Regions from separate parts of the Homo sapiens genome. Here region 1 is linked to region 2. Evidence: chromatin loops called from intact Hi-C (ENCODE). Cell type or tissue: natural killer cell. All regions are shown on one strand. Each heading gives the region's core, and the rest is flanking DNA. Links, peaks and the distances in the headings are about the cores only.

Evidence for each region. Peaks named below come from ENCODE experiments on the same cell type or tissue, not always from the same donor. Only the 100,000 strongest peaks of a DNase experiment are listed, where the experiment ranks them.
Region 1: it touches region 2 in a loop (11-fold over the local background); 2 of 110 quality-filtered maps call a loop at or near these places.

What each region holds. Positions count from the first base shown.
Region 1 is chr10:12,506,446-12,522,190 of GRCh38, forward strand. All of the region lies in intron 1 of CAMK1D (calcium/calmodulin dependent protein kinase ID), which reads left to right. Among named protein-coding and RNA genes, the nearest start is that of MIR4480, 64 kb to the right of the region's middle. RefSeq lists an enhancer at 3,006-3,055. In natural killer cell, for the core only: no CTCF peak of the experiment used is centred there; no DNase peak of the experiment used is centred there; H3K27ac peaks cover 1,215 bases.
Region 2 is chr10:12,443,283-12,459,027 of GRCh38, forward strand. All of the region lies in intron 1 of CAMK1D (calcium/calmodulin dependent protein kinase ID), which reads left to right. It also overlaps the pseudogene RNU6ATAC39P. Among named protein-coding and RNA genes, the nearest start is that of CAMK1D, 100 kb to the left of the region's middle. RefSeq lists an enhancer at 5,124-6,323. In natural killer cell, for the core only: no CTCF peak of the experiment used is centred there; a DNase peak (open chromatin) is centred at 5,609; H3K4me3 peaks cover 330 bases; H3K27ac peaks cover 897 bases.

The DNA.
Region 1 (15,745 bases), core at 7,011-9,510, 66 kb after region 2:
ATTGTAGGGAAATGTAAGTTTCTCTACACACCATAAAGGAATAAAGGGAAGATCTGGGCTCTCTCTTTCTCTCTTTCTTTTTTTTTTGAGACGGGGAGTCTCGTTCTGTCGCCCAGACTCTGAAGTGCAGTGGCACGATCTCAGCTCACTGCAGTCTCCGCCTCCCGGGTTCACGCCATTCTCCTGCCTCAGCCTCACGAGTAGCTGGGACTACAGGCGTCCGCCACCACGCCCGGCTAGTTTTTTGTATTTGTAGTAGAGACGGGGTTTCACCGTGCTACCCGGGATGGTCTCGGTCTCCTGACCTCGTGATCCGCCCGCCTCAGCCTCCCAAAGTGCTGGGATTACAGGCGTGAGCCACCGCGCCCGGCCTGGGCTCTTTCATGCCCACCTAGCCCTTGGTGCCCCCGAGCCCGAGGGTAGGACCTGCCAACCTCGGGTCACATCATGTCCTTAGTTCCTAGCGTGATGCTCCATGAATGTGTGTGGAATTAATGAAAAAGGAGCAAGGAGATGGACTCTTAATATTTCCCATATAAATATAGAACTGAGAACAGTTTTCAAATTAACTGCACCAATTAATAGAGGAAATGATGTATTGGGTTGTTCGTTGGAATGCTGAGTGGCTCATTAAAAAATGTAATGACAGGCAAGGATGAATTTCTGAAAAGTTCTGAGAAGTTTGCAGCTACTGTGTGAACACCACCTGGACTTTTCTTGCAGCCTTGTTTACCTGTGACTCTTTATTCCCAGGATCATGTGCAAAATGTATCTCACAAGCTAATACACGGAGTGGAGAAACACAAAGAGGCTAAAAGAGCTCTTGAAGTCTGGGACCTAGTGGCAGTAGGTTTCTTATATAAGCTTGGATGGTGCCTGCAGGCTATAGGTTGTTGCTTAGAGGATTCTGTCCTTAGAAACAGGGAACTGGCCAGCAGCAGGGAAGCACCCTTTTTGTTTTTAATTTCTGTTAATCAGATGGGGGAGTACGTTGTGTCTAAGGGGAATTTCACCTCCTGGTTTCTTCTGCTAGAATAATTTCCCTGTAATATCAGGAAATCCTATTTTTCCTTTTTCAGGAATGACAGAGGGCGAGTGGGTGATCTAGTAGATTGATTTAGGCCCAGCAACTGTGTGCCTCTGTGTAGGTTTTTGGCTGAGGGCCGCCCGGAAGAAAGGATGCTTGTTCACATTGCACAGAGGCACTGCGGATGGGCTTGTGGTGTCCTGAGGTTTGCGTTTCTTGAAAACCACCAGCCCGGTCCCTCCCCTGTTTCTCAGCTGGGCCCTTCCTGTGGTTCCCAATTCTTTTATTTCTCTCGTGTTAATTCCTTGCCGTCTGCCTTGCATAATGCATTTGTCTTTTTCTGTCTCCAGTGGCAGGGAATTTTGATCCTTGCTTCTTTCCTGTGTCTGTGGCTGCTTCTCAGGTTTGTATTCTAGAATTCACCCCCTCTTCTCTCATCCCTCTCTTCCCCAAGCCTCTACACACTTTCCAGGCCACATTGTTCCCAGATCTCTGAATGCCCTGGGAAGCTTGTGAAATGCAGAGTCCTGGGTCCTGTCCCTGGCGCGTTGATTTGACAGGCCTGGGGTAGGACTGAGATGCTGGTGTTTTTAACGAGCATCCCGAGACACTTGGAGAAACAGCTCTAGGAAGACGATTCCCAAATCCAGATGCTGCCTGTTCTCAGGGAGAAATCCTGCTTTCCAGCTCTGTGCTATGTATGTCCTTGGCACCTCAGCTGAATCTTTCTGGAAGTAAATGCATCGCTATTCATGAAGGCCAAAAGGTGGAAACAACCCAAATTTCCGTTGACGGATGAAAGAGCAAACAAAATGTGGTCTCTCCATGCAGTGGAATATTATGCAACCTTACAAAAAAAGGAAATTCTGACCCATGCTGCTGCATGGGTGAAACCTGAGAATGCGCTAAGCGAAACAGGCCAGACACAAAAGGACAAATGTCCTATGATTCCACTTACTCAGGTACCCAGAATAGACAACTTCACAGTAGGGACAATGGTGGTTACCAGGGACTGGGGGGAAGGGAAATGGGGACTTCTTGCTCAGTGGGCACAGTTCCCATTGGGAAGATGAAAAAATTCTGGAGGTGGACGGCGGTGATGGTTGGACAACAATGTGAATGTACCTAGTGCCACTGAACTCTACAGCTGAAAATGGTAAAAATGGTAAATTTTATGTGACATATATTTTATCACAGTTTTTTAAAAAAGCAAACACATGGGTCTCCTCCCTTTCTCCCTCCCCAACTAAACTCCCCATCCTGAGGCCTCTCTGCAGTTCACATAACCCTGATAAAGCCGAGGGAGAGGGCTTGGGGGACCCACTTGACTTATTTTTTGCACTTAAGCTGAAAGTCATGAAAATGCGGTGTCCTTCTTTCCCGGACTCTCTTTAAGAAGATTAAAGGAAACCACATTCATAAGCCACAAGGACACTCCTGGAAAATTCTTTGTCCTGCTCCCCAAATCTTTTCTGCTTCCGTTTGTCCTGTTCATTGATGGAACCCCGCTGGGAAGGACTGAGGACTGGGCTGGAGTTCTGCTGGTATAAATCACCTTGGAGAGGGGATGTGGGGACAGAGTCTTGACCATTCACAGCTGATTGCATTTTGTCTTGTGCAGAGAGAGCAGTAGGTGCCCAGAGAGAGAGGTCAGGGGGGAACCTTCCTCTGGATAATTGCACGACTTTCCCTTTAGCAGCCGCCAATGGGAAGGGGCCCCAGGCAGAGGCTGTCACCTGGCTTTGCTGAGGTCTGATCTCTACCCTGCTCCAGGCTTCTAATACAGCCATTCTGTGACATGGAACCCAGCTCTTGTTTGAAAAGCCACTAGAGACCAGGTTTGGCCATACCAGTGTTTCATCATTCCACGAGCTGGTCTGGAATGCCAGCTTCCTCTTAGCTGTGAATTTGCTTGTCTGGACACAGGTGGAGTGATGCCACTCTTTTCTGCCAGAACCTTGAGGTTTTAGAATGTGACTTCTAGGACTTCTAGGCTGGGTTCAGTGGCTCACGCCTGTAACCCAAGCACTTTGGGAGGCCAAGGCAGATGGATCACTTGAGCCCAGGAGTTCAAGACCAGCCTGGGAAACATGCTGAAACCCCATTTCTACAAAAACGAAACAAAATGAGTATCCAGGTGTGGTGGTGCATGTCTGTCATCTCAGCTACTCAGGAAGCTGAGGTGGGAGGATGAATTGAGCCTGGGAGGTTGAGGCTGCAGTGAGCCATAAGGGCACCACTGCACTCCAGTCTAGGTGACAGAAGGAGACTCTGTTTCAAAAAGAATGTGACTTCTAAGTGGTTCTTGTCTGAAACCAGGCTCTAGTAAAGTCCTGCCGTTCTACATAATACATGGTAGCAATTTCTCAGTTCACCCAGGACATCATTGGTGATTGTGACTCAAAAGTAGCCACATGGAACTGGGTGAATTACATGAAGGCCTGAGTTAAACAGCCTCCTAGGCTGGGCGCCTGTTTCCTATGTGGGCTGGGATCACTGAAAATAAGATTCTGAGGTGTTACCTGCTTTTATTACTGTAGGAAGGAAAGTCAGGCTTTCAGACAGAAATCATGTAGGCAGATAAGAACCAAACTGAGCCTTCAGTATCAATGAATGTGCCCTGTGGGCCCTTAGCTCAAGATATCCACTGTTCAGTTTAAGAGGGTTTGGGGTTGCTCCCGTCTGTAATCCCAGCACTTTGGGAGGCTAAGGCAGGCGGATCATTTGAGACCAGGAGTTCAAGACCAGCCTGGCCAACATAGCAAAAACTCATCTCCACTAAAAAATACAAAAATTAGCTGGGCGTGGTGGCACATACCTGTAATCCGAGTTACTTGGGAGGCCGTGGCAGGAGAATTGCTTGAACCCAGGAGGCGGAGGTTGCAGTGAGCTGAGATTGTGCCACTGCACTCCAGCCTGGGTGACAGAGCAAGACTCCGTCTAAAAAAAAATAATAATAAAAGAGTGTAGCCACGTGGGCATTTTGAAGCCAGTTCCGAAGTTGTCTAAAGATCTTGTTTAATCATTTCCTTTTACCTACCACACAAACACTCCTTCGAACAAGCACATCTGAGAACTGAATGTATTTTCACTACTGTGGCTGCAAGCAAGTCAGGCAGAATCAGACTCTTTGCCAAGGGAACTTGTGGTCTTGCTGCCAGTGCCACCTCCGGGACCCCCCTACGAATTCAGTGCTTCCCAAGAGTCACCAATGACAGGAGATTTCATTCTGGCCACTCCTGAATGAATCACAGGAGCGGCTTCTGCAGGAAGTGGTGGGGACACAAATGTACAAGCGTGGCATTTTCTGGATTCCTGTGAATTCATTCTGTAGGGAAGACAGTGCCAATGCATGCAAATGAATGCAGATCGACAAGCCTGGAAAAGCCTTAATTCAGCAGAGCACACACAATTGATTTCTCATTTCTTCAAGGCGGTCCCTGCTCTGCTAAGAAACGGAGACTGGAGGAGGGAAAGGACTCGGCTCTGGGAGGCTGTGCAAAAGACTCAGATTCTCAAGCAGGGTGGTTTGACCTCCACTTTTCATTCTTGCAGCACTTACACGGGATGCGGAATTTTAGTTTGCATTCAGTGGCCTGCTTTGTTGTAAATATGCTCACATTTTTCTTCATTGGTATCTGCCTAGCTCCCAATTTAGTATGCTCTGGGTGACGGGGAATCTGGGTTTGGGCAATGGAACGTCTGTCTTCCTCTGCCTTTATGGATTACCATGCAGATGTGGGAGTCAGCTCAGTTACTGCTGACCTGGTAGGGCTGGAGGCCAGAGGTTTTCAACTGTGGCAGCAAATTGGAATCTCCTGGGGAACTTTAAAAATTAATATCCATGGCCAGGCACAGTAGCTTATGCCTGGAATCCCAGCACTTTGGGAGGCTGAGGCTGGACAGTCTCTTGAGCCCAGCAATTTGAGACCAGCCTGGGCAACACAGAGAGACCCTGTCTCTACAAAAAAAAATAATAAATAAACAAATTGGTCAGGTGTGGTGGTGCATGCTTGTGGCCCCAGCTACCTGGGAGGCTAAGGCAGAAGGATCGCTTGAGCCCAGGATGTTGAGGCTGTAGTGAGTGGTGATCGCTCCACCACACTCTAGCCTGGGCAGCAGAGTGAGACCCTGTCTCAAAAAACGAACAAACAAACAAAAAAACCACATATCTGGGTCCTCCTCCAATCCAGTTGGATCAGAATCTTTGGGTGATGCCCAGACATTGTTTATTTGTTTGCTTTAAATCAGTCCCTTGGGTGATTCAAATGTGCTGCAGTATGCAGAACCCATGGGCCGCCCAGAAGGATCGGCTCTCCTGGATAGACACGAGACTTTCTTTCCACTACAGTGATCATGACGATGAATGTATAACCTCTCGCCAAGCCAGCGGCATCTCCAGCAGTGGGGAGTATGTACCCGTCCTGTGAGCTTGGAGCTCCCTGGCTCCATGCCGTGAAGAAGCTGAACGAGTTCACCCACAGTGTGTTTGGACTCTCAGTTTCTTCATCTGTGCAATGGGTGTAAAGATACCTGTCTGGTGTTCCCCATAGAGTTGTTGGAAAGGTGCAAATGAAACCAGATGTGTTTGGAAAAGCAGCTGGAAATTGTAACTGGGCATTATGCTAAAGGGACCTCTGCTATACCCTAGCATATTAGAGGTGATAAAAAGCCCAGTGCCTGGTGACTTTAGCATGAGAGCACAAATAAGTATCAAAACGTGTCAGCTCATCAAAACATTTATAAAACCCCTTCCAAAAGAGGTACTGGAATAAACGGAGCTGTGCTTACACAGGACGTGGACTTTTAGGAATTCTGATTCGTTGGGGAGAAGTTAAAGCAGTAGAAAACACTACCTTACGTTGTCACTGGTTTCAGACAAACCCGGAGTCTCCATCACCAGCAAAAACCTGCTTTACTGTTTATTATTATTATTTTTTTGAGATGGAGCCCTGCTCTGTCGCCCAGGCTGGAATGCAGTGATGCAATCTCGGCTCACTGCAACCTTCGCCTCCCGGGTTCAAGCGATTCTTCTGCCTCAGCAGCTGCCCGTTGGGAGACTCGGAGCTCATTACTGAAGCATTACTAAATGTGGCATGTCTTTATTTTCATAGATAAGGCTTCACTTTGGCTTCCAGGAATTAGACTCCGTAGTGGCTACTGGGGCATCGTTTTCTGATTTCCAGGTGCCCCTTTGTAGCTGTCATCAAGCCTGGGAGTGTGGCACAGTGGATGGTCAATCTTTGTGTTTTGTTCAGCTGAGAAGAGAGATTGTGCTCATAAAAGCTCACTAAAGCTGGTACGAGTGTTTGCTTATTTCCGAGGGAAAGAAGGTTCCTGGTCCAGGTGATTTCAGGGTGTTCTGAGACTGCAACAGGGAAAGCAAGCCGACCACATGGGGCTAATATTGACAGTTCCCATAATAGATGGACCGGAGCGAGCATACTTTGTTTGACTTTGCCTCAGTTGTTTTCTTTTTCCGAGCCGAATTAACAGCACACACCTGGAGGAACACAGTGGGGATGGTGTTGTCTTTCCCTCACGAGCAGGAGAGGTTTGGATTGACTGCCCAGGCCAGCTCAGAAGAGGAAATTCTGAAAGGGGATCCGTCTTTGTCATATTCCCTGAATCAAGTGTTTCTGGCTGCAGCTGCCTAGCCAGGTGTTTTGCTGGCTTTATTGCCTGGCCTTTTATTTTTCTGCCTCTTGACCAACAAGAGGCCTTCCTGAATGTGCTCCACAAGATGTGTCAGGATGGGGAGTGAGGACACAGCCACCCTGGACGCGGGCAGCCCTGGGGAAGGCATGATGACAGGCTTTTGAGTTCTTTGGACAGGCCATAAATGAATCGTGTGGGTCTTTGGGGAGCAAAGCAACACTGTTGTAAATCTGTGGGCTTTGTCAGCCTTTCAGTGCTGAACCTGTAGTTGGTCAAGTCATACAATGTGCAGTGGGCCTATAAAGTAAGGCCTGTTATGAATATGTGAGCTTCTTGAGGGCAGAGCCTTTGACTTTATAAAAAGTACTTAATTAGGCCGGGCGTGGTGATTCATGCCTGTAATCCCAGCACTTTGGAGGCCGAGGCAGTCAGATTGCTTGAGTCCAGGAGTTCGAGACCAGCCTGGGCAACATGGTGAAACTACGTCTCTACAAAAATCCAAAAAAAGAAAAATTAAAAAATGAGCCAGGTGTGGTGGCATGCATCTGTAGCCCCAGCTACTCGGGAGGCTGAGGTGGGAGGATCACTTGAGCCCGGGAGGTGGAGGCTTCAGTGGGCCGTGATCATGCCACTATACTCCATTCTGGGTGACAGAGGGAGCCCCTGTCTAAAACAAAAGCGAAATCAAAAACGATGTGATCAGTGTTTGCTGAACTGATGGTGCATTATCCAGTGTTTAGAGTGAATTCAAAACTCAAAAGTAGGGAAAGTGCAAGTGATGGATGTGGCTGTATCTCTACATTCATCTGTGTTCACTTCAAACATTTATGCCTCTCTGTTCGCTTGACTGCAGCGGTGGGCTGTGCTGGATACCACTAGGATTATGAATGATGCCATCTGCACACAGGCATTTGTCACTGCCCCCCTAGAGAGAACAGAGTTTCCCTGACTTGCTATGATGAGGTAATGGCATAATGGATCTGAAAGTGCTTTTCAGCTGGAGTGCGGCGTGGCAGTGGTGAGATTTCATTAATGTGAATGCTCATAGCAACCAGCTGTTTTATCTCGCTGCTTCCACTATGAGGCAAGAGGGTGATGGAACACGTTATAGATTGCTAGCACACTGCTAACCCTGCACACACATATATTGCTTATAATATCACACTACTTATTATGCAAATTCGGTAGCAATGTGGGTCTCCTTTGGGCCACATTTGGAAGTGTGTGCATCAAGTAAATAAAAATTTCTAAGGTAGCACAGAGCACTTACCACCACAATGATGAAAAGAATAATGTCCCTTCAGTTCTAGCCTAGATGCTACACACTGCCCTGTGGGTTCACACTAGTGAATTTAATTAGCAAGATGACATGGTGAGATAGAGATAGGAGTGTTATTTCCTTTTTACAGATAAGGCCTAAAGTCAAGAAGTATGTGGGGCAGGCAGGATTTCAGCTCGTAGTTTGGCCTTGCCTCAAAGTCTGTATTATTGATAATTATGTTTTAGTAACAACTTAGTTCCATGGGTTCCCTGATGTAGGTTTTACAGAGTACGAAGCTAGCATAGGCTTCAGTCAAAGCTGTCTTGCAGCTTGAAAGAAGAAATGATATTATTCGCTTTCCCCACTCAATAAGAAGTGTCTAATACAATGTGTGGTACATGGCTAGTGCCGTGTATTTACTGGTATACGTTTATAGCCTTTATTTTATTTTATTGTGTTTTATTTTATTTTATTTTTGAGACCAAGTCTCACTCTGTCGCCCAGGCTGGAACGCAGTGGTATAATCTTGGCTCACTGCAGCCTCTGCCTCCTGGGTTCAAGTGATTCTCCTGCCTCAGCCTCCTGACTAGCTGGGACTACAGGTGTGCACCACCACACCTGGCTAATTTTTTTTTTTTATTTTTTATTTTTAGTAGAGACGGGGTTTCGCCATGTTGGCCAGGCTGGTCTCGAACTCCTGACCTCAGGTGATCCACCCCCCTTGGCCTCCCAAAGTGCTGGGATTACAGCATGAGCCACCACACCTGGCCTAGCCTTTCTTTTTAAAAAAAGTTTTTAAATTTATATGCAGTAAAAATGACTCTTACGGTGTGCAGTCTGAATTCTGACACAGGCATAGAATCATATTACCACCACCACAATCGGATACAGAACATTCCCATAACTTCGCCAGATTCCCCTGTGTTACTCCTTTGCAGTCCAACTATCTGTCCAGCCCGAAGCCTCGGCAGCCTTTCTCTATAGTTCGCTTTGCCTATAGTTTTCCTTTTCTTTTTTTTTTTTTTTCTTTTTTTTTTTCATTATACTTTAAGTTTTAGGGTACACGTGCACATTGTGCAGGTTAGTTACATATGTATACATGTGCCATGCTGGTGCGCTGCACCCACTAACTCGTCATCTAGCATTAGGTATATCTCCCAATGCTATCCCTCCCCCCTCCCCCGACCCCACCACAGTCCCCAGAGTGTGATATTCCCCTTCCTCTTTTTTTTTTTTGAGACAGAGTCTCGCTCTTTTTCTCAGGCCGGAGTGCAGTGGCGCGATCTTGGCTCACTGCAAGCTTCACCTCCCGGGTTCACGCCATTCTCCTGCCTCAGCCTCTCCAGTAGCTGGGACTATAAGCGCCTGCCACAGCACCCGGCTAATTTTTTTTGTATTTTTAGTAGAGATGGGATTTCACCATGTTAGCCAGGATGGTCTCGCTCTCCTGACCTTGTGATCCCCCTGCCTCGGCCTCCCAAAGCGTTGGGATTACAGGCGTGAGCCACCGTGCAGGGCCATAGTTTTCCTTTTCTAGAATGTAATACTCTTAACAGTATACAGCTTCTTTCTCTTAGCATAATTTCTTTGGAGATTCATCCATGTCGTTGCATGTATCAACAGTCTGTTCCTTTTCGTTGCTGAATGGTAAGCCATTGTATGGTGGTGAAGGGTTTGTTTCACCATTCTCAGTTGAAGGGCTTTGAGGTTCTTTCCAGTTTGTTTGTTTGTTTTTTGAGACAGAATCTTGCTCTGTCATCCAGGCTGGAGTGCAGTGGCGTCATCTTGATTTACTGCAAGCTCTGCCTCCTGGGTTCAAGCAATTCTCTGCCTCAGCCTCCTGAGTAGCTGGGATTACAGTTGTGCAGCACCACGCCTGGCTAATTTTTGTATTTTTAGTAGAGACGGGGTTTCACCATCCTGGCCAGGCTGGTCTTGAACCCCTGACCTCGTGATCTACCCACCTCAGCCTCCCAAAGTGCTGGGATTACAGGCGTGAGCCACCGCGCCCAGCCTCCAGTTTTAATGATTTTGAATATAGCTGTTACAAGCATTTGCCTATAGGTTTCTATGTGAACATATGTTTTCATTTATCTTGGGTAAATAAATAGCTAGGAGTGGGATTGCTGGGTCATATGTAAGTATTTATTGAACCTTGTCAGAAATTGCTAAACTGTTTTCCAAAGCATCTATGCCATTTTGTATTTGCACCAGCAGCGTATCATGATGCTGTTGCTCTATATTCTTGTTAGCTCTTGTTATTGTCAGTTTTTAAAACATTCTAGTCAAATTAATAGTCATGTAGTGATATCTCACTATGGTATGAATTTTCAATTCCCTAATAACTTATGAGTTTGAGCATCTTTTCATCTGCCTGTTTGCCATCTGTATATCTTTAATGGAGTGTTTGTTCAAATCATTTACCCGTGTTTAAAAACCACGTTGTTTTTCTTGTGGAATTTTGAGAGTTCTTTATAGATGTTGCCTTTCCATATAAATGTTAAGACTATCTTGTCAGTTTCTACAGCAGACTTGCTGGGATTTGAATTGGGATTGCATCGAATCTGTACATCAACTTTGGAAAAACTAATATCTTTGTAGTATTGACCTTCCAGTTCATAGACATGATCTGTCCATTTATTTTGGTTTTCTTTGATTTCTTTAATCAATGTTTTATAGTTTTCAGCATTTTATCCTGTATGTACGTTGTTATAGTAATGTTTACACCCAAGCATTTTATTTTTGCAGCTGTTGTGAATAGTATTATTTTTAAAATTTTTATTTCCAATTGTTCATTGCTCGTATATAGAAACATAGTTGGTTTTTATGTGTATGCTGTGACCTTGCCAAACTCACTTAATAGTTCTAGATGCTTTTTTTGGGTCAGTTCTTTGAGATTTTTAAAAACATAAACAATCATGTTATCTGCAAACAGAGATATATTTTATCCTTTTCAATCTGTATGCCTTGCTTTATTGTCCTCACTAGGACTTTCAGTGTGATGCTGAATAGGACATAGAAATGATGAGAGAGCAGACATCCTTCTTTGCCTTATTCTTGACCTGAACAGAAACCATTCAGGCTTTTACCCTAAAGTATGATGTTAGCTGTAGGAATTTTGTAGATCCTCTTTATCTAGTTAAGGAAGTTTGCTTTCTATTTCTAGTTTGCTGAAGTTGTTTTAAGTCATATGTGGATATTGAATATTATGAAATACTTTTTATGTGTCTGTTGAGATGTCATATGGCTTTTCTTAGTCTGTTAAAATGGTAGATTATATCGGTTGATTTTTGAATGTTGAACCCGCTTTGTATTCTTGAAATGCATATCACGTAGTTGTGGTGTATTTTTTTTTATTATATATTGCTGGATCCCATTTGGTAACAGTTTGTTAAGAAGTTTTGTGTCTGTGCTCATGGAGAATATTGGTACTATTTTATATTCCTACCAGCAGTGTATAACTTTTAATGTCTTTGTCTGATTTTGATATCAAAGGAATCCTTGACTTACAAAATGAGTTGCAAAGTATTTCCTTCTCTTCTGTTTTCTAGAAGAAATGGTGTAGAATTGGTATTATTTTTTACTTAAATTCTTGGTGCAATTCATCAGTGAAATTACTTGGACCTTCAGTTTTCTTTTTTGGAAGGACTTTAACTACAAACTCAATTTCTTTACTAGATACAGTAGTATATCCAGATTGCCTGTTTTTTCTCAAGTGGTAGTTTTTATCTACTAAAGAACTGGTCTATTTCATCTAAGCTACGCAAAGCTAAGCATTAGCAAACTGAAGCCCACAGGCCAGCCACCTCTTTTTATGAATAAAGTTTTATTGGAACACAGCCATGCCTGTTCATTTGCTTATTGTCCATGGCTACCTTTGCACTATAATGGCAGAGTGGAATAGTTATGACAGAGACCATATGACCAACAAATTTTAAATATTTGCTGCTTGCCCATTACAAAAATATTTGCTCACATCTGATTGGAGTTGTCTCATACTTGGGCTTAGGGTTGTTCATAATGTTCTTTTATTAGCCCTTTAATGTCTATAGGGTCTGTAGTGATATGTCTTTATTCATTCTTTTTTTATTTTTTATTTTTTATTTTTTTTTTTTATTGATCATTCTTGGGTGTTTCTCGCAGAGGGGGATTTGGCAGGGTCACAGGACAATAGTGGAGGGAAGGTCAGCAGATAAACAAGTGAACAAAGGTCTCTGGTTTTCCTAGGCAGAGGACCCTGCGGCCTTCCGCAGTGTTTGTGTCCCTGGGTACTTAAGATTAGGGAGTGGTGATGACTCTTAACGAGCATGCTGCCTTCAAGCATCTGTTTAACAAAGCACATCTTGCACCGCCCTTAATCCATTTAACCCTGAGTGGACACAGCACATGTTTCAGAGAGCACAGGGTTGGGGTTAAGGTCACAGATCAACAGGATCCCAAGGCAGAAGAATTTTTCTTAGTACAGAACAAAATGAAAAGTCTCCCATATCTACTTCTTTCTACACAGACCCGGCAACCATCCGATTTCTCAATTTTTTCCCCACCCTTCCCGCCTTTCTATTCCACAAAACCGCCATTGTCATCATGGCCCATCCCCAATGAGCCGCTGGGCACACCTCCCAGACGGGGTGGTGGCCGGGCAGAGGGGCTCCTCACTTCCCAGTAGGGGTGGCCGGGCAGAAGCGCCCCTCACCTCCTGGATAGGGCGGCTGGCCGGGCGGGGGGCTGACCCCCCCACCACCCTCCCGGACAGGGCGGCTGGCCAGACAGAGGGGTCCTCACTTCCCAGTAGGGGCGGCCGGGCAGAGGCGCCCCTCACCTCCTGGATAGGGCGGCTGGCCGGGCGGGGGGCTGACCCCCCCACCTCCCTCCCGGACGGGGCGACTGGCCGGGCAGAGGGGTCCTCACTTCCCAGTAGGGGCGGCCGGGCAGAGGCGCCCCTCACCTCCCGGACGGGGGGCTGACCCCCCCACCTCCCTCCCGGACGGGGCGGCTGGCCGACCCCCCCCCCCCCGCCTCCCTCCCGGACGGGGCGGCTGGCCGGGCAGGGGGCTGACCTCCCCACCTCCCTCCCGGATGGGGTGGCTGGCCAGGCGGGGGGCTGACCCCCCCACCTCCCTCCCGGACGGGGCGGCTGGCCGGGCAGAGGCGCTCCTCACTTCCCAGTAGGGGCGGCCGGGCAGAGGCGCCCCTCACCTCCCGGACAGGGCGGCTGGCCGGGCGGGGGGCTGATCCCCCCACCTCCCTTCCGGACGGGGCGGCTGGCCGGGCGGGGGGCTGACCCCCCTCCTCCCTCCCGGACGGGGCGGCTGGCCGGGCAGAGGGATCCTCACTTCCCAGTAGGGGCGGCCGGGCAGAGGCGCCCCTCACCTCCCGGACGGGGCGGCTGGCCAGGCGGGGGGCTGATCCCCCCACCTCCCTCCCGGACGGGGCGGCTGGCCGGGCAGGGGGCTGACCCCCCCTCCCCCCTCCCGGACGGGGCGGCTGGCCGGGCGGGGGGCTGACCCCCCACCTCCCTCCCGGACTGGGCGGCTGGCCGGGTGGGGGGCTGACCCCCCCACCTCCCTCCTGGACGGGGCAACTGGCCGGGCAGAGGGGCTCCTCACTTCCCAGTAGGGGCGGCCGGGCAGAGGAGCCCCTCACCTCCCGGACGGGGCGGCTGGCCGGGTGGGGGGCTGACCCCCCCCCACCTCCCTCCCGGACGGGGTGGCTGCCGGGCGGAGAGGCTCCTCACTTCCCAGATGGGGTGGCTGCCGGACGGAGGGGCTCCCCACTTCTCAGACGGGGCGGTTGCCAGGCAGAGGGTTTCCTCACTTCTCAGACGGGGTGGCCGGGCAGAGACGCTCCTCACCTCCCAGACAGGGTTGCGGCCCAGCAGAGGCGCTCCTCACATCCTAGACAGGGCGGCGGGGCAGAGGCGCTCCCCACTCAGACGATGGGCGGGTCAGGCAGAGATGCTCCTCACTTCCTAGTTGGGATGGCGGCCGGGCAGAGACGCTCCTCACTTCTTAGATGGGATGGCGGCTGGGCAGAGACGCTCCTCACTTTCCAGACTGGGCAGCCAGGCAGAGGGGCTCCTCACCTCCCAGACGATGGGCGGCCAGGCAGAGACGCTCCTCACTTCCCAGACGGGGTGGCGGCCGGGCAGAGGCTGCAATCTCGGCTCTTTGGGAGGCCAAGGCAGGCGGCTGGGAGGTGTAGGTTGTAGTGAGCTGAGATCACGCCACTGCACTCCAGCCTGGGCACCATTGAGCACTGAGTGAACGAGACTCCGTCTGCAATCCCGGCACCTCGGGAGGCCGAGGCTGGCGGATCACTCGCGGTTAGGAGCTGGAGACCAGCCCGGCCAACACAGCAAAACCCAGTCTCCACCAAAAAAAAACGAAAACCAGTCAGGCGTGGCAGCGCGCGCCTGCAATCGCAGGCACTCGGCAGGCTGAGGCAGGAGAATCAGGCAGGGAGGTTGCAGTGAGCCGAGATGGCAGCAGTACCGTCCAGCTTTGGCTCGGCATCAGAGGGAGACCGTGGAAGGAGACCGTGGGGAGAGGGAGAGGGAGGGGGAGGGGGAGGGGGAGGGGGAGAGCTTTATTCATTCTTAAGATTGGTAATTTGTGTTCTCTTTTTAAAATCAGCTTGGCTAGAGGTTTATCAGTTTTCTATATCTTTTAAAAGAGACAGCTTATAGTTTGATTGATTTGCTTTATTGTTTTTCTGTTTTCAATTTCATTGATTCCTGTTCTTATCCTTATATGTTCTTTCCTTCTGCCAAATTTGGGTTAAATTTGCTCTTCTTTTTCTAGTTTCTTGAAGTGAAATGTTATATGTTTGATTTTAGATCTTTCTTATTTCTCATATAAGCACTTAATGTCATACATTTCTCTCCAAGCTATATTCCACAAATTTTTGGTACTTTGTATTTTTATTTCAGTTAATTCAAGATGTTTTCTAACTTGCCTGTCTTTGACTTTTGGACTATTTAGAAGTGAGTTGTTTGCTTTCCACATATTTGAGAATAATCTACATAATCTGATATTGATTTCTGGCTTAAGTAAATTACAGTCAGATAACATACTTTGTGATTTTTTTTAATTTAAAGTTTGTTTTATGATAAAGTTTGATTTATATATGTAGTATATCTTGTTGAATGTTCCATGTGTGCTTAAAAAGACTTTGTGTTCTGCCATTAGTGAGTAGAGTGTAAATTAGGTAAAAACATTTAATAGTATCATGCAGGACTTCTGTATCCCCGCCAATTTTCTGTCTGCTTGTTCTATTTGTTACCAAGAAAGGGGTGTTGAAATAACCATCCAAGTATAATGTTGGATTTGTCCTATTTTTCTTTCAGTTATTGCCTCACATATTTTGAAGCCCTGTTTTTAGATAGGTACACATTTAATATTGTTACTTCTTTGTGGTGAATTTATTCTTTTATCATTATATGACAATCCTCTTTTTCATGGATGTTCTTGTTCTGAAGTTTACTTTGTTTGCTATTTATATTCATTTTTCTTTTGGTTAGTATGCATGATACTTCTTCTCCCATCCTTTTAACTGACCTTATATATATATCATTATAGGTGTTTCTTATAGATAGCATATATTTGAACTAGCTTTTGGAAATCCAGTCTAATAATCTGTATCTTTTTATTGATGTATTTGAGCCATTTACATTTACTCTAATTATTATTAGAGTAAATAGTGGGCCTACTATTTTATTATTTGCTTTGCGTTGATCTCTTCTGGTTTTTGTTCCTGTCTTCACCCTTTCCTGCCTTCTTTTGTGTTATATGATATATTTC
Region 2 (15,745 bases), core at 4,403-6,902:
AGGTACCATGGTCAAACAGAGAGGGCTAACCTATGTTGCCTCCATTCTGAGAATCTCTGCGGTGACACAGGAGGGGACAGAAACAAGGATAGAAGCTTGTAGTTGCAATATAGTGTCGTGATGACCTTCACGAAGGCACGAACCATGTGTTGTGCTCGTATAGTCGTGTTACAGGAAAGGGGTCCTGATCCAGACCCCAAGAGAGGGTTCTTGGATCTCACACAAGAAAGAATTCAGGGTGAGTTTATAGAGTAAAGTGAAAGCAAGTTTCTTCGGAAGGTAAAGGAATAAAAGAATGGCTATTCCATAGAGCAGCCCTGAGGACTGCTGGTTTCCTATTTTATTTTATTTTTTTTTTTATTTTTGAGACGGAGTCTCGTTCTTTTGCCCAGGCTGGAGTAAAGTGGAGTGATCTTGGCTCACTACAGCCTCCGCTCCCCGGGTTCAAGCGATTCTCCTGCCTCAGCCTCCTGAGTAGCTGGGATTATAGGCACCTACCACCATGCCCGGCTAATTTTTGTATTTTCAGTAGAGACGGAGTTTCACCATGTTGGCCAGGATGGTCTCGAACTTTTGACCTCAAGTGATCCAGCCACTTTGGCCTCCCAGAGTTCTGGGATTATAGGCATGAGCCACTGTGCCCAGCCTGGTTTCCCATTTTTATGGTTCTTTCTGGATGATATGCTAAACAAGGGACAGATTATTCATGCCCCCCCTTTTTAGACCATATAGGGTAACTTCCTGTCGTTACCATGGCATTTGTAATCTGTCATGGCGCTGGCGGGAGTGTAGCAGTGAGGACAACCAGAGGTCACTGTCATCGCCATCTTGGTTTTGGTGGGTTTTGGCCAGCCGGCTTCTTTACTGCAACCTGGTTTATCAGCAAGGTCTTTATGACCTGTGTTTTGTGCCAATCTCCTATCTTATTCTGTGACTTGGAATGCCTTAACCATCTGGGAATGCAGCCCAGTAGGTCTCAGCCTTATTTTACCCAGCTCCTATTCAAGATGGAGTTGCTCTGGTTCAAACGCCTCTGACAGTCAGGCATAAGAACCATGATGGAAACCTGCGTTTCCTTGGCCTCTGAGGCTTTGAGGAGGTGTATATGCTGATGTCGATGAAAAGAGTCAAACTCTGTAAAATATTTAAGGAGGTTTCTTCTGAGCCAAATATCAATGACCAAGGCCTATGATACAGCCCCAGGACGTCCTGTGAACATGTGCCCAAGGTGGTTGGGGTGCAGCTTGGTTTTATACATTTTAGAGGGACAGAAGTTAGAGGCAGACATCAGTCAATATCGTATTTAAGGTGTACATTGGTTTGGTCTAGAAAGCCAGAACAATTTGAAGCAGGGATTTCCAAAATCTCTGAATGCAAGTGCATTCAAAGAAAGGGATTTTGGAATAGATTTTGAATACAGGTGCATTCAAAGGTTTTCTGATTAGCAATTGGTTGAAAGAGTTAAGTTATTATCTAAAGATGTGGAATCCATAGAAAGTAATGTCTGGGTTGAGATAAGGGGTTGTGTAGACCAAGGTTTTTATTATGCAGATGAAGCCTCCAGGTAACAGGCTTCAGAGAGATTAGACAGTAAAGGTGCCAGACTCTTAGTTAAATCTCTCTTGGAACAGGAAAAGATGTGGAAAGGGGATGGGATTCGCTACAGAATGTAGATTTTCCCCACAAGAGACAGCTTTGCAGGGTCATTTCAAAATATGTCAAAGAAATGTGTGTTGGGGTAAACTACTTTGATTTCTTTCAGGGCCTGCTATCTGTCACATGATGCTATACTAGAGACAGGCTGGAATTTGGTATCTTATTGCTACAAAGCATCTGTTTTCTCAGTCTTAAGATTTCTGTTTGAATGTTAATGCATGCCGGCCAGTCGTGCCCGAATTCCAAAGGGAGGAGGGTAGAATGAGGTGTGTCCGATCCTCCCTTCCCATCATGCCCTGCACTAGTCTTTCAGGTTAACTTTGGAATCCCCTTGGCCAAGAGGAAGGTCCTCCATTCAGTCAGTTGAGGGGGTTTAGAATTTCATTTTTGGTTTACACCAATTAGAGTTCATGTGAGAGTTCTGAAATGAAACCTCACCTTGGAGAATGAGTAGAATTTAGTCAGACTTAGCTTTGGTTCTGCCATTTTGTTTTGGCTTCCTTTCACATGAAGACAGGCCATTGTCCTGTTTGCTCTTGTTCCTTGGCTGGTTTCAATGTTAGCATTGCCCTTACAGACTGGGCAGAAGAGTAGACAGACTTTTCTTTGGGTATTCAAAATATCACCATCAAGTACTGTTAACGTGCTTTTTTAGACTGGAAACTTTCCCAAGGCCGTTTTCCCCACCCACTGACTTGCCTTTAGCCATGATCATCATTGCTTTTGTCCTGTCTGTAAGAATAAAAAGAAAAAGTCCTTTTAATGTAAAAGTCATAAACCATGTCCTGACAACTGCAGAGAATTATATTGCTCATTTGTTTTTATTGTTAGTATAACTTTTAATTGTCTTCCTTATCTTTGTGCCTGACTGTTGTTTGCTGGCTGAAGTTAACTATGTTTTGAAAGTCAGTTCAGAGGTGAATGAATGGTGAGGTCATCATAGCAGATATAGACATGTTGGCGTTTTTTTTCTGAATGTCAAATGCTAATTTTAGCCATAACAAATTTTGAAAAAGAATGAAAAGTTCCCAGCGAGGGAAATAAAGGTATTCTGTGTGGGAGGCACCTGTTATTTGCAGATAGTACTGTTCATTTCTTTTGCAGATATGAAATACAGTCTCTTTGCCTCAATTATTACTTCATCCTTCAGCCTGCTAGTGTTACAGAAAAGGGGTCATGATCCAGGCCCCAAGAGATGGTTCTTGGGTCTCGTGCAAGAGAGAATTCAGGGCAAGTCCACAGAGTAAAGTGCAAGCAAGTTTATTAAGAAAGTAAAGGAATCAAGAATGGCTAATCCATAGACAGAGCAGCCCCGAGGGCTGCTGGTTTCCCACTTTTATGGTTATTTCTTGATGATATGCTAAACAAGGGGTGAATTATTCATGCCTCCCCTTTTTAGACCATGTAGGGTAACTTCCTGATGTGGCCTTGGCATTTGTAAACTGTCATGGTGCTGACAGGAGTGTAGCAGCGAGGACAACAAGAGGTCACTCTCGTCGCCATCTTGGTTTTGGTGGGATTTGGCCGCTTCTTTACCGCAGCCTGTTTTATCAACAAGGTCTTTATGACCTGTATCTTGTGCCGACCTCCTGTCTCATCCTGTGACTTAGCATGCCTTAACTGCCTGGGAATGCAGCCCAGTAGGTCTCAGCCTCATTTTACCCAGTCCCTACTCAAGATGGAGTTGATCTGGTTCCAGTGCCTCTGACACTAGTATTTGAGGAAGCTCAGATGTTTCTAAAGTCTGGATAGTAGCCATGATATAAATCCTTTCTCTTTTTGCAGTTGGAGACTTTACAGCAAGCTCTATGCCGGTGATTCCCAAGCCCTTTGGAGTTAGAACTCTTTGTCCTTGTTGTTCTGGTTTGAGTCTACCCTTCCTTCCCTGCTGTCAGATACTGTGTGCTGTATCTTAGTTGGATGTTGACTTCCTTTGAGAATTCTTTGATCTTTTCTGAGAATTACATGAGATACCTTAAATTGGGCTAAATGTAGGGAAGGGATTTTGGAATAGAACTAGGGAGTGTCCCAACTGGCAGCTTCCCCAATTCATCCTAAGACATTTTGCCATGTCTAGGATGGGTTGTTTAAGACAACGTCTCCTTTTCTGGGATGTTCGAAACTCAGTGTTTGGGTCTAAGTTTTTTCCACTGTGTCTCTCTCTCTCTGTCTTTTTTTACTGAGTATATTCTTCTGCAGAATGGTCTGTATCTCGTGTTAGCTTCAGAAGGCACCACTTTCAAGAGGTAATTAAATTATAAAGATTTGTTCGAAGTCATTATCAATACTGGAGAAGTTAGCAAAGGTATTGGAAGGCCAACAACAATTTATTTCCCATGTCACTCTTTCTGCAGAAACTCACCTAGAGTCCTTAAAGGGAATAACTGGTAACTTTCTGATATATCATGATGAGAGGCCTCTGCTGGCCACTGGGCAGCCTTCAGATAGTTTTTTCCTTTTTTAAAATGTTTAAATTTTTAGGGCTAGGTGTGGTGGCTCATGCCTGTAATCCCAACACTTTGGGAAGCTGAGACAGAAAGATTGCTTGAGGCCAAGAGTTTGAGAACAGCCTGGGCTACATAGCAAGACCCCGTCTCTCCAAAAAATTAAGAAATTAGCTGAGTGTAGTTGTGTGCACCTGGGGTCCCAACTACTCAAAAGAGTGAGGTGGGAGGATTGCCTGAGCCTGAGAGGTTGGGACTGAAGTAAGCCAAGATTGTGCCACAGCATTCCAGCCTTGGTGATAGAGTGAGATCCTATTTCAAAAAAAAATATTGATTTTAAGTTAATTTTGTAGTTCACTGTAGTCTTGAACTCTTGGACTCAAGTGATCCTCCTGCCTCAGCCTCCTGAGTAACGAGGACTACAGGTATGTATCACCATGCTTGGCTGATTTATTTTTTTTACTTATTTTTATTATTATTATTTTTTGAGATGGAGTTTCGCTCTTGTTGCCCAGGCTAGGGTGCAATGGCACAATCTCGGCTCACTGAAACCTCTGCCTTTGGATTCAAGTGATTGTCCTGCCTCAGCCTCCCAAGTATTTGGGATTACAGGTGTGTGCCACTACACCTGGCTAATTTTTTTCTGTTTTTAGTAGAGACAGGGTTTCACCATGTTGGTCAGGCTAGTCTCGAACTCCTGACCTTAAGTGATCCTCCTGCCTTGGCCTCCCAAAGTGTTGGGATTACAGGCATGAGCCACGACTCCTGGACTTTTTTACTTACTTTTACTTTTTGTATTTTTATTTTTACTTATTTTTATTTATTTATTTTTTTGTTTCTCTATATTGCCCAGGCTGATCTTGAACTCCTGGCCTCAAGTGATCCTCCTGCCTTGGCCTCCCAAAGTGTTGGGATTACAAGCGTGAGCCACGATGCCTGGATTTTTTACTTATTTTTACTTTTTGTATTTTTATTTTTGCTTATTTTAATTTTTATTTTTTTTTTGTTTCTCTATATTGCCCAGGCTGATCTTGAACTCCTGGCCTCAAGTGATCCTCCTGCCTCAGCCTCCCAAAGTTGCTGAGATTACAGGTATGGGCCACCATGCCTGGCCCACAGAGTTCTCTGGAGGAGAAACTGTAGAGCCGTGTGGATTCTTGCCTGGGTTTGTTTAGAGATACTACGGACTTCTTGCCTAGGTTTGTTTGGAGAAGAGTCAAGCAGTACTTGAGTGATTTGAATTTTTGTTGAGAAAAACAAAGTGAAAAACATTTTTTCGACATCAGATATGTTGTTTTAGCCTCTGTGGCAGATTTTATTTTTCTCTTTTACTTTTTGTTTTTATCCTTTTGTACTATTTTTAAAGAAAGGAATGAGAAGAAATTATCCCCGGACCATTCCTCCCGGTGAAAAACATGAAATGTGACTATCCGGAAATGGAGTGTGATCACAGGGGCACGTACGGCTGAGTCATCCAAAACGCTGACTGTCGTGTAGGGCTCCGTGGTTTTGGTGGTTTTCTTAACTTCTCTGTGCCCTGGTTACTTCATCAATGTGATGGAGATAATAATCTCATCGGATGTTGTGATTTACTGAGATCATTCTTGTAAACACTTAGAATAGTTCCTGGTACACAGCAAGCGGTTTGTGATTGTTATTGTATGATTCTATCCAGATTCTATTACGTCATGTTACTATGTTATGAAAGATTCCAGTTCCTTGGTGCACTGATGTGGTCTTTGAAACTCAGAACAAATGTTACCTGGGCCGATGTTACATGAGTATTTGGCCATTAAAATCAGATAAAGAGGCCAACCTAGCAAGTTACTCTCATTGAAGTGTGGCTTGTCTGCCATCCTCATTGGGAGCACGTAGAACCTCCCCAAGCTGAGTGGGCAGGGTCCGTGTGGCTGTGTGAAGGGCCCCGTCGTCTTGTGTAGCTGCTCCCGTGTTGAGAGTATAGCATGTTGAAAACAGCCTTGGCAGGAACCACGCTTGCTGTTAACCAGCTCGTCCACTAACCAGCTGTGTATACCCTAGGTCAGGCCAGCTGTTTAAAAAAAAAAAAAGTGAAGATATTTGCTAAGAGAGTAGATCTCAAGTGCCATCATCACACGCACACAAGGGGTGATGATGGCAGTTGATAGGTATGTTAGCTTGATCATGGTGATCATTTTATGATGTATACATATATCAAAACATCATGTTACGATGTATACATATATCAAAACATCATGTTACGATGTATACATATATCAAAACATCATGTTGTATACCTAAATATATACCATTTTTATTTGTCAGTCATACCTCAGTAAAGCTTAAAAAAAGACACATGTTGGCCGGGCGTGGTGGCCCACGCCTATAATCATTTGGGAGGCCTAGGTGGGTGGATCACTGGAGGTTAGGAATTTGAGATTAGCCTGGCCAACATGGCGAAACCCCACCTCTACTAAAAATATAGAAATTATCTGGGCATGGTGGCAGGCGCCTGTAATCCCAGCTAACTGGGAGGCTGAGGTGGGAGAATCGCTTGACTTGGGAGGCAGAGGTTGCAGTGAGCCGAGATTACACCACTGTACTCCAGCCTGGGCGACAGAGCGAGACTCCATCTCAAAAAAAATACACACGTATATAAAAAAAGTAAATTGGAGACATCTTGATGTTACACCCATACTAACAGTAGTGTCAATCTCTGTTCCTTCACCCAAGGAAGGAAAGAAGGAAGGAAGGGAGGGAGGGTGGGGAGAGAGAGAAAGAAGGAAGGAGGGAAGGAAAAAGGGAAAGAAGGAAGGAAGGAAGAAGGAAGTTTCCCTATGTAATTAAAATAGCATTATCACAACTAATACAATTAATACTAATTTCTTAATATCCAGTTTGTATTCCAGTTTCCCCAGTTACATTTGGGTTATATACTGAGTTTACAGCTCCACAGTCTCTTCGTGTGGGGAATGAGGAGGTGGAACTAACTCCATGAGCTCTCAGGTTTATATAAGCGTGAAAGTTTTATGTTTAATACCATTAGGAAGAGCCGTTGTGATTTTGTTAATTTCTTGTTCTTAAAGAAGGATCGAAGCTTTAGAGACATAAACGTGGCTCTCTAGCCAGGTGAAATGGAAATCTGGAAGTTATTTGGTTAAGAGAATAAATAGGGATGGGTTAGTGGTGTCTCCAGCTGGGCTTGGCTTGTAGATTGGGCAGCTCACACATGGACAGTGGTTTGATGACTTGTGTACTGGCCAGAGAGAAGGAGGCTGTGTCCTGGTCTGAGACCCAGCAGGTTTGAGGTCTTGTATTTTCTAGTCTCCATAAATGTTCCCAATGCCATTTCGAGTTACAGTGAGGACTTGGACAGCCCTTTGCATTTAGTTTTGTTTTGTTATTTGAGACTCTGGTGTTTTCTTCAAGGAGGCTAAATGCTGGGTCTATTGGGTTACCTGTCTAAGGAAACTCCCATTGTTCCAGAATAAAAGAAGGATGAAAAACTCATGCTTTGACTGCCTGGCGGCTATCAGGTGCTGCTGGCCCCAGAGGTTATGAGCCAACTGGCATGTCCTGCGCCTCATGCAGGCTCCCACTGTGAGAACCAGCTTTGAAGACCTCCCACCTAGACCTGCCCGCCATGTAAGAGGTGCGGTGCTGGGTGTCTGCCATGGGCCGGGGAGTGAGGAGAACCATTCTTTCCCACATGAGCTCTGAACCAATTGAGAAGTAGGGCTGAGGGGCCAGGCAGGTGGAGATCAAAATGTTAAATTCATTCCTGATAAAAGTTCCATTGGAGGACTGGGGCATGTTTTAATAAAGGGCTTCCTCACTCTCAACCTCAGAAGCAGTCCGCCTAGCCCCCTGCAGGCTCCTCCTCTGGCCCAGAGGAGAGATGTAGTCTGTGGGCTTCCCACGGGTTCCCAAGAGAAAGGAGGGAGAAGGAGCTGGGCTGGTGCCCTCCATCCCCTCCTGGCCAGCTGGGTAAGTCTGTTCTCTTGCCTTGGGAGGAGGAAGAGGTAGGAGGGCCTGGAGGAGATTCCTCTGTAGACATTGGGAACCTGCTCCATCTTCACTCTTGCCCTCTTCTTGGGACCTGGTATCCCCAGGGACCCAGTGCCCTGGCTCCATTTGAGGATTTCCACCCTGGGGCAGCTCTTTTCCTGTCTCAGCTTCACAGACTAATTTATTTAGAGGGGGCGAGAGAAATGAGATAAATTCTGATAATAGTGGCACTTAATAAATATTAATTGTCATTCATATACATGATATGCATTTCTTGAACTGGTAAATCTTTCAAAGAATTTATTTTACAATTTCTCTCAAACTCTGAATATTTGTGGAGTAAATGAATATACCAATCCTTTGTTGCATTGGGAGGCAGAGACTTGAGGATGGTTATGTGTTTGTGTGTGTGTGTGTGTGTTGGAGAGTGGGTCAGAGACGAAGTGGGACAGGGAGCTAAGGCTTCTGGAAGATTCCCTGGGGGATGTCCATGTTCTCAGTGTCCCGGGGGCTACTCTGGCCGATGGGCCTTCGACCACCGGGGTCCCAGGAACCAGAGCAACAGAGACATTGGGGATCTGAAGCAGCACATGTGCTGGGGGCCGCCTCCTTTTCCAAGTGGCCAATAGCCCCTTAATTGAGGGAGAGGAACCATCCAGGTTCAGAGGCAAAGCCCACTTGAGAGGGAAGGAGGAGAGTCTCGTGGAGCAGGCGAGTCAGGTGGGCGATGTTTGCGGATCCCTTTGCAAGCCTGTTTTCACAGTGTTTTCAGGTGTGTTCTGAGAGCAGCGTATGGAACCCGACAATGACCTTTGTTCACATTAATGGAGCAGATGATTGCATTGCATTTTTTGGGTTCTTAAAAAAATGGTAATATGTATTATTGTAAACTGAATTTACAATATTTATACAATTATTTATATTGATTTATATTGTATAAATATACAGTGTCCAGTTTTTCTCACATCTAGCCCCTTTCTTCCTTTCATTTACAAAGAAATCATAAGGAAATTTCTCAGAATGTTATGTGGACTGAATAAATATTTATACATTATAAATAATTGTATAAATATACAATATTGTATACAATACAGTACAATTATTTATAATGTATAAATATACATTTATTTGTATATGTATTTGTATGTATAAATATGCATTATGGTCCATATATCAATACACATTATAGTAATATGTATTAATGTAAGTTTGACCATTTTGACTTTTTTTTTTTGAGACCGAGTCTCACTCTGTCGCCCAGGCTGGAGTGCAGTGGTGCAGTCTTGACTCACTGCAACCTCCGCCTCCTGGGTTCAAACAATTCTCCTGCCTCAGCCTCCCGAGTAGTTGGGATTACAGGTATGCACCACTATGCCTGGCTAATTTTTTTATTTTTAGTATAGACGGGGTTTCACCATATTGGTCAGGATGGTCTTGAACTCCCGCCTTGGCCTCTCAAAGTGCTGGGATTACAGGCATGAGCCACCGCGCCTGGCCCATTTTGACTGTTTTTAAGAGTACAGTTCAGTGGCATGAAGTATATTCACATTGTTGTGCAGCCATCGCCACCATCCATCTCCAGAACTTTTTCATCTTCCCAGACAGAAACTCTGCCCTCATTCAACAGCAACTCCTCATCTTCTCTCCTCCCAGTCTACGGCCAGCCCCATTCTACTTTCTCCCTCTATGTATTGGACTACTCTAGGGGCCTTGTTGAAGTGGATTCGTCAATATTTGCCTTTTTATGACTGGCTTATTTCACTCAGTCCTCAAGACCCATCCAGTTTGAAGCATGGGTCAGACTTTTCTTCTTTTTCTTTTTTCTTTTTTTTTTTTTTGAGATGGAGTTTCACTCTGTCGCCTAGGCTGGAGTGCAGTGGTGCAGTCTTGGCTCACTGCAAGCTCCGCCTCCTGGGTTCAAGCGATTCTCCTGCCTCAGCCTCCTGAGTAGCTGGGATTACAGGCGCCTGCCACCACGCCCGGCTAATTGTTGTATTTTTAGTAGAGATGGGGTTTCACTGTGTTGGCCAGGCTGGTCTTGAACTCCTGACCTCATGATCCGCCTGCCTCGGCCTCCCAAAGTGCTAGGATTACAGGTATGAGCCACTGTGCCCGGCCAGAATTTTCTTCCTTTTTAAGGCCGAATAATATTCCATTGTATGGCTAGATCATATTTCGCTTACCCATTCATCTGTCCATGGACTGTCTGAGTAACCTTTTGGCTATTGTGAATCATGCTGCTAGGAATATTGGTGTATGACTATGTTGCATTACATTTTTAAAAGGAAACTTTCGTTGAAATATAATACAGGCATTGCATTTTTGGCAACCACAACACACTTCTGACTTACATGGACTTACCTGAACTGCTGGTTATCCAAAACCCCTAAAGTTTTAAATGTAACAACTAGGATACATTTTATCATGGAGCCTTGCCTGTTTTGTTCTGAGTTGTTAATTTTTATGCACAATCTTGTGAGATCCAGCTCATTATATCAGCCTGTCAAGATCTTTTTAGAATTCTGAGTTTAGTTTAATTTTGGGTTGTCCACAAACATGATGATCGTATCCTCTCTCTGTACAAGTCACCAATAAAAATGCTGAAGAGGAAGGGGCCAGCAGCAGAGCTCTGGGGGGGCTGTTGAAACCCTTCCCCTGGTTGGGTCTTGCTGTGCAGGTGTTTATCGGTCCAGTTTTTCTTGCTTCTAGCTCCTGTCTTCATTTCATTTATAAGGAAATTTCTTACTATATTATGTGGACAGCAGGTTGTCATTCTGTTTTTGAATTTAATTTTTTTGTTTGTTTGTTTTCGCGATGGAGTCTCGCTCTGTCACTCAGGCTGGAGTGCAGTGACGCGATTTCAGCTCACTGCAACCTCCGCCTCCTGGGTTCAAGCAATTCCCCTGCCTCAGCCTCCTGAGTAGCTGGGACTACAGGCGCGTGCCACCACGCCTGGCTAATTTTTTGTACTTTTAGTAGAGACGGGGCTTTACCGTGTTAGCCAAGATGGTCTCAATCTCCTGACCTTGTGATCCATCTGCCTCGTCCTCCCAAAGTGCTGGGATTACAGGTGTGAGCCACCACTCCCGGCCGAATTTTAATTTTTTTTTAGAGACAAGGTCTTACTTTGTCACCTGGGTTAAGAGTGCCGTGGCACAGCATAGCTCAATGCAGCCTCAAATTCCTGGGCTCAAGCGATTCTCCTGCCTCAGCCTCCCGAGTAGCTGGGACTATAGGCGTGCACTGCCATGCCTGGCAAATTTTAAAATTTTTTGTAGAGATGGAGTCTCGCTGTGTTCCCCAGGCTGGTCTTGAAATCCTGGACTCAAGTGATCCTCCTGCCTCAGCCCCTAAAAGTGCTGGGATTACAGGTGTGAGCCTCTGTGCCTGCGCTATGTTGCCACTCACCTAATAATCTGCAAACCTCTGGAGAATGGAACTAAGCCAGACTGGCTGTCCGCGCTCAGGTTTTTTAGTAGGTAAAATTTTAGGTGAATGACAGTTAGCTGTTCTCCTACATTCTCATTGCCAGGTTATAATGCAAGCAAGTTTCATACCAAATTCACATAAGATCCCTTATTTAGGAAATGTGTGAGCAGGCCGGCCGGCTGGCCGAGTACAGTCTGGGTGGTGGTTCTGTCATCAGGAGTCCCTGCTCTGTGCCTTACTGTGTGCTCTGAGTGCCACTTTGGATGAAAGCTTCCCTCGAGGCAGATTTTCCAGTATTCCAAAACCAGGGTTCTCTTACCCTAGGAGGAGCCTCAGGCAGCCAGAAATTTCCCAAACCAATGGCTGGACCTTTTTAGGAATCTCGCATAAGGATAGAGGGTCTTGCTCTGTAGCTCAGGCTGGAGTGCAGTGACATGACCAGGGCTCACTGCAGCCTTGACCTCCCGGGCTTAAGCAATCCTCCTGCCACAGTGTCCCAAGTAGCTGAGACTTCAGGTATGCACCACCACACCCAGCTAATTTTCGTATTTTTTTGTAGAGACAGGGGTTTTGCCATGTGGCCCAGGCTGGTGTCAAACTACTGGGCTCAAGCAGTTCGCCCGCCTTGGCCTTCCAAAGTGTTGGGATTACAGGCATGAGCCACTATGTCCAGCCTGGTAATCACGGTTCTGACTGTTGTCACCTTAGATTAGTTTTGCCTGCTTTTAAATTCCATATAAATGGAATTGCACTTATGTTTTATGACATTGATTCATGTTGTTGTATGTAAAAGTTGTTCGTTTTTTCCCCATTGCTCTGTAATTCCATCATATAAAGTTTAGGTTCCTTTCTGTAGTTGATGGACATTTGGTTGTTTCCAGTTTGGGACAATATGAAGCAAACAGCTGAAAACATTCTTGTCCATGTCTTTGGTGGATGGAGTATGAGTTATTGATTAGGTTAACTGACTGTTCTTAGAATTGACATTTACAGCAACTAGCCCATGGAGAATATCATGCTGTCCGTGCCAAATGATTTTAAAGTAAACTGAAGGTGTTATACAAAACCATATTAAACAAAGGAGTGAATTTAGTCTCATATGACTTGTATTTAGCCAGTTCGTGCCAGTATGAAAGCAGATCATTGCTTTGGTGCACCCCGCCCATAATAAATGTTCTAAGTCAGAAGGTCAATTTCCTGAAATCTGAGATTCTCATGTGAAAGTACATTGTTTCCTCATGCCTTCTCCAGAAGCTTGGGTGGGAAAGAACCCTTTATCGCTTCTGCAGATAGGCACCATTTTCTCATTATAGATTCTCACTGTGAAAAAGTCATGAATTACTAAAAACTCTGGGAATATAAACTAGGTTTGGGGATCCCCTGAATTGGAATGAATAAAGTTTTAAAATATTCATTTATGTTTGATTTCCATGTCATTGTGTGTCTTGTGATGAGAAAAATATTTGCTGCTGATTTAGAATTCCTGAATGCTCTTATAAAAATTTAATTCCACCCATATTAACTAGGCTTTCAAGTCTTTTTGAGAGGGGCTGTTTTCTTCCAATAGGTTGCTAGAGGGGAAACCTGTTAGCCTAAGAGAATTGTTGGATGCAAGTTTAATAGGGAAGGTGAACTCAGACCACCAGTGGGGGATGCCGCATTGATTTAAATTTTAAAAGATCCCGTGTTTTATGAAAGTAAAGAAATAGGTTAACAGTCCCCGTGACAAGAATGGAAAACATTCTCAGGACCTATACCACACATATACATTTAAAGTATCACTCAGCCTGGGCAACATGGTGAGGGCCTGTCTCTACAAAAATTTAAATCTTAGCCAGGCATGGCGGCACGTGCCTGTTGTCCCAGGTTGAGGCGGGAGGATCACTTGAGCCCAGGAGGTCAAGGCTGCAGTGAGCTATGATTGCGCCACTGCAGTCCAGCCTCGGTGACAGAGTGAGACTCTGTCTCAAAAAAAAAAAAAAAAAAAAAAATCTCTACCTTTTTATAGCACCTAACAGTACTTTTAAACAACCCTACAGGAGGGGCATCTGGTGCCATGAACTAACATTACGGATACATTTACCCTTTGACCCAGCAGTCCTGTTTCTGGGAATCTTTACTGCAGATACACCCCCACATGTGATGAAATGACATTTGCTCACAATTATCATTGAAGCTTTGTGACACCAGAGTGTTGGAAGCCGCCAAGTGGCCATCAGTCAATAAGGGACTGGTTAAAGGGGTGATGGTGTGTATCGACAGTGGAACGCTATGCAGCTGTTAAAGAGAATGATAAAAATCTGTGTTTCTGTCCAGGCATGGTGGCTCACGCCTGTAATCCCAGCACTGTAGGAAGCCAAGGTGGGCAGATCACTTGAGGTTGGGAGTTCGAGACCAGCCTGACCAACATGGTGAAAGCCTGTGTATACTAATAACACAAAAATTAGCTGGGAGTGGTGGCACGTGCCTGTAATCCCAGCTACCCTGGAGGCTGAGGCAGGAGAATCGCTTGAACCCAGAGGGTGGACGTTGCAGTGAGCCGAGATCGAGCCACTGCCCTCCAGCCTGGGTGACAGAGCGAGACTCTGTCTCAAAAAAAAAAAAAGTGTTTTGAAATGGGAAGATTTCCAGGTACATTAACAAGTACAAAACGCAAGGTGAAAAACAGTGCATGGAGTATGCTGCTCTTTGTATAAGAAAGCTGGGCGGCCGGGCGCAGTGGCTCACACCTATAATCCCATGGGGAGGCCGAGACGGGTGGATCACGAAGTCAAGAGATTGAGATTATCCTGGCCAACATGGTGAAACCTTATCTCTACTAAAAATACAAAAATTAGCTGGGTGTAGTGGCGCGAGCCTGTAGTTCCAGCTACTTGGGAGGCTGAGGCAGGAGAATTGCTTGAACCCAGGAGGCGGAGGTTGCAGTGAGCTGAGATTATGCCACTGCACTCCAGCCTGGCGACAGAGCAAGACTCTGTCTCAAAAAAAAAAAAAAAAAAAAAGAAAGATGGACATACGAACATATGTATGTGAATTTACTTATATTTGCATCAAGAAACACTGGAAGGATAAACAAGTTATAATAAAATGCTCTTCTGTCTGAGGCACAGGGGAAGGGAGTGATTGGGAATAGGTGTCGGAATGCCTCCTTTGCATGGGTCTTTTGATGGATTGTGTTGACCTTTGAATCATGTAGAAAAGCAAGTCAGCAACCAGCAAAAGCAAATCAGCCAGGGAATGCCTTTGACTTTGAATGAGACCAAGAGCAGGTGGTGGAGAGTGAAGGTGGTTGACTGCATTTCTTAGCTCAGAAGCAAAGTCAGTGCATTCATTCATTCATTCAATCTGCAAATGCATACCGAGCCTCTCCCATGCACTGTCTGCTGTTGCACATGCCGAGGATACAGCTGTCAACAGAAGCATTAAGGTCCAAGCTTTCCCAGAGCTGGCATTCTTGAGGGGGCAAACACATGACAAAAAGGTGATTAGTGAGGAAGAGAAGGCTCATGCGGCAGGACCTAGAGAGGAAGGCGAGAGGAGTCCATGCTGAGGCCAGAGGGGACGTTCATTGCTGATACATATTCCTATGTGTTCATCATGCATTTGCAAACAGTATTTTTTTAATTTTATTTTTTAAAGACAGGGTCTTGCACTGTCACCCAGGCTGGAGTGCAGTAGCACGATCATAGCTCACCACAGCCTCTACCTCCTGGCCTCAAGTGATCCTCCCACCTCAGCCTTCCAAGTAGCTGGAACTAAAGGTGTGTGCTGTCATGCCCAACTAATTTTATTGTTATTATTAATATTTTTTGTAGAAATGAGGTCTCACTGTGTTGTTGCCCAGCTGGTCTCTTGAACTCCTGGCCTCAAGCGATCCTCCTGCCTCAGCCTCCTAAAGTGTCAGGATTACAGGTGTGAGTCACTGCGCCTGGCCCTTTGAACAATATTTGCACCTAGGATAATAAAGTGGTGTAAAATCTTACATTTAATCTTTTGCTACAGCAGTCAGGATTACATTTTATCATCATATTATCACTTCAGATAAGTTTCTTTCTTTCTCCTTCCTTCCTTCCTTTCTTTCCTTTTTTTTTTTTTTTTGAGATGAAATCTCGCTCTGTTGCCCAGGCTGGAGTGCAGTGGTGTGAGCTCGGCTTACTGCAACCTCTGCCTCCCAGGTTCAAGTGATTCTCCTGCTTCAGCCTCCTGAGTAGCTGGGATTACAGGGATGC